2 separate regions of the Homo sapiens genome follow, and region 2 is linked to region 1. The links are chromatin loops, found by intact Hi-C in ENCODE. Cell type or tissue: prostate gland. All regions are shown on one strand. Each heading gives the region's core, and the rest is flanking DNA. Links, peaks and the distances in the headings are about the cores only. Region 1 holds the start of CDR2 (cerebellar degeneration related protein 2). Region 2 overlaps EEF2K (eukaryotic elongation factor 2 kinase).

Region 1 (2,903 bases), core at 238-2,737:
TACTACCTCTATTGTGTTACTGGGAGAATTAAATGAGCAACTGTGTTATGGGCCTATCAGTGTTAGGCACATAAAAAGTGTTCCCCAACTGCTAGCTCCTGCTATTAGTATAAGAAAAACAGGGGCCCCACTGGCCCCAAAGAGTGGGCTACTCTACGATTGTTCTCTGGAGACACCATCGGCAGGCCTGTTTCTAAGTGAAAGCTGGCGTGCAAACTGAAGAAAAGTGGCAGAGATAGATGCGCTCTTTCTTCTGTCGTTTCAATTGGCATCTGGTGAACTATGCCTAACAGCTTAACGCCCAACTGAAAAAAACTGTAAACTAGGATGGTAAGGAAGAGATGGGGTTTGAGCAGTGACTACAACTCTTCTTCTGAGTGTGTGGGTTCAAAAAACACTCCCTCCCACACTTAGCTTTAGGCAAGCCACTTTACCGTTTTAATCTCCGCTTTCCTCATATGGAAAATGGGATAACAAAAGTGTGTAATTGGATTGTTTGTACCTCAATGGATAAATGCTGGGATGGACGCCCCGTTCTCCATCACGTGCTTATTTCACACTGCGTGCCTGTATCCAAACATCTCATGTACCCCACAAATATATACACCTACCATGTACCCTCAAACATTAATTTTTAAAAAGTTACTGTCTCCTGGAGTTACGGTGCGGAGCGCACAGCTCCCGCTACGCCGCAAAACAACTACCACCTGCAGCAGCCGGCCCTCCACGCTGGCCATGAAAGGCGCTGGGCTAGACAGCCTGCGACGGGGCGGCTTCTCGGGCTATGCCACTTACTGCGGGACACACTGGCTCACCCGGGTCTGCCTCGGAGGAATGCAGTGAGGATTAAACTAGCTAATCCACGGAAAGCGCTTAAAACGGTGCCTGGCTCGTCCCTGGCCCCCACGCGCCTCGGGGCTGATATTCAACTGCGCATTAGCAAGGCCGTGGGCCCCGTGCCGAGGCTTCCTGCGGGCGGGATCCGCGGGCACGGCCGGCCCAGCCGCCAGGTGAGCCTGAGCCCTTCCCGGCACCTGCATCCTCCGCCGCCACAAAAAGCAACTTTTTAACAGTTTCGCAGCGGGGGCCTCCCGGGCCAGGCCGCCGCCCGCCCGCGGGGCGCCCCCGCCCTCACCTTGCTGGAGGTCCTGGTGGTCGTACCACGGCTCGTCCTCCTTCATCTCAAACTCCTCTACCAGGTTTTCCGCCAGCATCTCGGCTGGGTCTTCTAGGGGCAGCGGCCCCCGCCGCCGTCCCGCCTCAGCCGCTGCCCCGGGCTCTTCCCCGGCCCCTCCGCCCTCAGCCAGAGCCGCCCTCGGGCGGGACGCGCCGCCGCCCAGACTCCGCTGCGCCGCCTCAGCCCCGTTCCCGCCGGCGGCCGCCGACCGGCCGGCTGCCTCGACTCGCCTCGCGCCTACCGACGGCCCCAACGGCCGGGCATTACGGTGCGAACGCCTGGAGCCGGAGTCTCACGCAGCCGCCAGTCTTCACGCCGCCGCCGGGCCCAACGTGGCACTTTGGCAGAACCCTCCCCGGCCGGGGATGCGATTCAAACCCCCGGCGGCGCCTCAACCAATCGCGAGCGGGCTGCTGGCCGAGCGGCAGGGACTTCGTCCAATCGCCTCTCTCCAAAGACCGGCGGCTCGCCCGGTATCGAGGGCAAGCAGCCAATGGTGGGTCCGGAATAAACAAAGAAGGCGGGGAAAGAGTGAAGGGGTGCGGCCGAAAGCCCGTCCCCTGATCTGCGCTGTGAGGCTCCTAGGAGGGCGTTCTGGGTTTCGGGCTGGGGAGCTGGCAGAGGCGCGTCTTACCCCTGTGGTGGGTGTCCCGAGGCCGGCGCGTCTGTGGACAGGCAACGCAGGCCGGAGGGCCTAGGACTCCGGCCTCTGAGAGGCGGGCGGTTGTCCAGGGGAGTCCTTCGTGCCGGCGGGAAGCGCAAGGGTGCCGGAAGCCTGAGGTCCGCCGCCCGGCCACCCCTTCTCGCATCTTGACTCTGAGATTTGCTCCGGGTCCGGCGGGGAGACTCGAGGTCGATCGGGAGTTTGGGTTGAGAAAACGCCCACTGAGCGGTAGCTCTTGTCTCCTTGACATCTGAGCCCTGGGAATTAAACTCACGCTACATAAAACGGTGGGCACCAGACCCCCTTGAGAATCTGGGGCGGTGAGGGATGCCCGAAGCTGTCCACTTGGAGGGCGAAAATTGTAAGCAGTGTTGCAACGATTTTTAAAAGGTACCCCTAGACCACAAGTTAAGCATCTGGGGACGTGACATTGCACCTGGAGGGGACAGGCTGCAGCTCCAGCACTTAGTAGCCAGCGAGGCAGAGCACGCTGTCCTCCACCGACATAACCCAGCAAATACTGCTCCTAGGTAAAGCTTTAAGCACCATCTTGCAGACAAAGCACGGAAACTCTTAAGCAGGATGACAGACCTGAAGGTCAATGTTCTCAACCTTGACGTAAAGGTAAAGGTGCAGCTGATGGAAGACAACAGGGCCAATATCTAACTAACTTTGAGCAACGAAACAAAAAAAAATCGAGGTTTAAGTATACAATTGAAAGATTATCTCTAGAACATGAGGTAATAAACTGTTAGAAATTCAGAGAGAGGGAAGAGGTGGAGAGGAGTGTTAAATCCTGATCTATTTTAGAAGTGAGTCGACAGATAATACCTTACATTGATAATCCAATGAATAGTTTCCACAAATATGGAGAGAGCTGCCAGAACTAAAAATGGGAAGCAATTAAGAGTTTTCCGAGGCTGGACACGGTGGCTCACGCCTGTAATCCCAGCATTTTGGGAGGCCGAGGCGGGCGGATCACCTGAGGTCGAGAGTTCGAGGCCAGCCTGACCAACATGGAGAAACCCCATCTCTACTAAAAATACAAAATTAGCTGGGCGT
Region 2 (2,903 bases), core at 226-2,725, 160 kb before region 1:
AGCCCGCACCAGCTTCAAACCCAACTCTAGTCATGTGATTTGGGATAAGTCACATAACCTCTCTGTTCCTTAGTTTTCTCATCTGTAGAATGAAGCTAAGAGCGACTAACTCCTGGGGTTCAGGGGAGGCTTCATGAAGGAGGTGATATCTAAGCTGAGACCTGAGGGATGAGCAGTCAAGTTGGCCAGGGGATGAGTAGGGAGGACAGGCTGGGGTGTGTACCAGACAGAGGGCATAGCATGTTCAGAGCCCGAGGAGGAAGGAGTGCCTGCCTTCTAGGGAGCTGGGAGGAGTTATGTAGCAAGTGCTTTGTAAGTGATACTGAAATGCTACCAATCTGTTCTGGGCAGGATCACAGTGGAGAGGAAGCCAACCAGGGTATGGAAAATGGGCTGCTGGACGGGCTCAGAAATGGTACAAGTTATTTGTGCTCTTTCATTGGCCAGAATGCAGTCACATGACCTTACCTAGCTGCAAGGGATGCTGGGAAATGTCCGTGGCCAGGCAGGGGAGAAAGGATTCCTGGAGGAAAGCCAGCTCTCTGTGCCACCTGTGGTTTTCAGGCCCCCTCTCTCACTTCTTCTCCACCTTGCTCACTTTGCTCCACTCTGTTGAGTAGATGAATTTTACAGATGAAGAAGCTGAGGTTCAGAAGGTTAAGTAATTTCCCCCAGCATTCCTCAGCTGACTGTGGCAGGGCCAGGACTTGAATTCATCCCAAAGGCCTTGTTTGGCTAGATCTGGTTTTGGTGCTTATCAGGTCCTCCATGAGCCAGTCTTTCCCACTACGACCTCAGCCATGTCATTGGACTAAGTAACTCCTATGTAGTTACAACACAGTAGGTTGTTTTGTTTGTTTTTGTTTGTTTGTTTTTTCGGAGGTCTGGGGGCGGGGGGATAGAGTCTTGCCCTGCTGCCCAGGCTGGAGTGCAGTGGCACAATCTTGGCTTACTGCAACCTCTGTCTCCTTGGTTCAAGTGATTCTCATGCTTCAGCCTCTCAAGTAGCTGGGACTATACAGGTCGTGTGCCACCACACCTGGCTAATTTTTGTATTTTTGGTAGAGATGGGGTTTCTCCATGTTGCCCAGGCTGGTCTCGAACTCCTGGCCTCAAGTGATCTGCCTGCCTCGGTCTCCCAAAGTGCTGGGATTACAGGGGTCAACCACCGTGCCCAGCCACAACCCAAAAGTCCTTCTGTTTCTCCATTATATCAGCAGGAAACTGCCAGCTTTTCTTCACTTACTCGTTCATTCATGCAGCATGCACTTGTGCATTTATGGTGTGTGCCAGGCATTGTGCTTTGGGCTGGGAGCTGCAGAGGAACAAGACACACGGCCCCTTTTGTTCAAGACACTCACATGGTCTGGCCACCGAGAGGGCTGGGCACACAGTTCATGTGAGAAGTGAGACGTGCTGTATCCCTGAGCTGACCCACCAGGAGTAGAGTGTACCGTGGACATGCAGAGAGTGCCCAGCAAGTGATTAAACATTACAGTTCAAGCTCCCTTGTGCATTTTGCTAATCAAAGCTATAATTATATTTTGTGTTTCATATTCCAAAATGCATTTTTCAGATTCCTGAAACAATAAAATAGCCCTTGCATGATGACAGTTTTATATGCAGAAAACACAGTGTACTGCAATGATATTTTTACGAGCCTTTAGCAGAGCAAATGATGACGTATCTCTGGCTTCTGCAGCAGGTTGCTGTTTACATCGGTAAGTTGATTTCTCTGTCTCTTTCTTTTTTTTTTTTTGAGACAGAGTCTTGCTGTGTCACCCAGGCTGGAGTGCAGTGGCACGATCTTGGCTCACTGCAACCTCCGCCTCCCAGGTTCAAGCAATTCTTCTGCCTTGGCCTCCTAAAGTAGCTGGGATTACAGGTACACACCACCACACCCAGCTGGTTTTTGTATTTTTAGTAGAGATGGGGTTTTCACCATGTTGGTCAGGTCTCAAACTCCTGACCTCGTGATCCGCCTGCCTCGGCCTCCCAAAGTGCTGGGATTACAGTCGTGAGCCACCGCACCTGGCCTTCTCTGTCTCTTTATGGTATGTGGGGAGATTTGTTTTTAAAAGGAAAAGGGGAAGAGAGGGTTGGGGAGGGCTCCTTAAAATTACACCAGAGGCTGGACACAGTGGCTCACACCTGTAATTCCAACACTTTGGGAGGCTGTGGCTGGAGGATCACTTGAGTCCAGGAGTGGCAAGACACCATCTCTACAAAAAATTTTTTAAAATAAGCCAGGCATAGTGGCACAGGCCTGTAGTCCCAGCTACTCAGGAGGCTGAGGCGGGAGGATCCCTTAAGCCCAGGAGTTCAAGGATGCAGTGAGCTGTGATTATGCCACTGCACTCCAGCCTGGATGAGAGATCAAGACACCCACCCAGTCTCTTAAAAAAGAAAGAAAGAGGCCAGGCACAGTGGCTCACGCCTGTAATCCCAGCACTTTGGGAGGCGGAGATGGGTGGATCACCTGAGGTCAGGAGTTCAAGATCAGCCTGGGTGACATGGTGAAACCCTGTCTCTACTAAAAATACAAAAATGAGCCAGGCATGGTGGCACACACCTGTAATCCCAGCTACTCAGGAGGCTGAGGCACAAGAATCACTTGAACCTGGGAGATGGAGTTTGCAGTGAGCCAAGATGTAGTTGCTGCACTCCAGCCTGGGCGACAGAGTGAGACTCCATCTCAAAAAACAAAAGAAAGAAATTCCACCAGATTCATTCTAGAGCTGGGTTTCTCAGCCTCGGCACTGACATTGGGCCGGACCTTCTTCACTGCAGGGGACTGTTCTGTTTATTTTAGGATGTTTGGCAGCATCCCTGGCCTCTATCCACTAGATGCTAGTTGCACCCCTAGAGTTTCAACAACTGAAAATGTCTCTAGACATTGCCAA

Evidence for each region. Peaks named below come from ENCODE experiments on the same cell type or tissue, not always from the same donor. Only the 100,000 strongest peaks of a DNase experiment are listed, where the experiment ranks them.
Region 2: a loop joins it to region 1, with 5 times the contacts of the local background. A loop is called at or near these places in 6 of 110 quality-filtered maps.

The regions. Positions count from the first base shown.
Region 1 is chr16:22,373,096-22,375,998 of GRCh38, forward strand. It overlaps CDR2 (cerebellar degeneration related protein 2), which reads right to left and starts at 1,524. Exons shown (of 5, transcript NM_001802.2): 1 at 1,136-1,524. The coding sequence starts at 1,214. It overlaps CDR2-DT (CDR2 divergent transcript), which reads left to right and starts at 1,792. Exons shown (of 3, transcript NR_148970.1): 1 at 1,792-2,128; 2 at 2,232-2,465. RefSeq lists a silencer at 1,057-1,286 and enhancers at 1,827-1,906, 2,247-2,296. In prostate gland, for the core only: a CTCF peak has its summit at 1,504; DNase peaks (open chromatin) are centred at 916 and 1,626; H3K4me3 peaks cover 2,335 bases; H3K27ac peaks cover 2,263 bases.
Region 2 is chr16:22,210,583-22,213,485 of GRCh38, forward strand. All of the region lies in intron 1 of EEF2K (eukaryotic elongation factor 2 kinase), which reads left to right. Among named protein-coding and RNA genes, the nearest start is that of EEF2K, 5.8 kb to the left of the region's middle. In prostate gland, for the core only: a CTCF peak has its summit at 1,385; DNase peaks (open chromatin) are centred at 1,359 and 1,689; H3K27ac peaks cover 2,500 bases.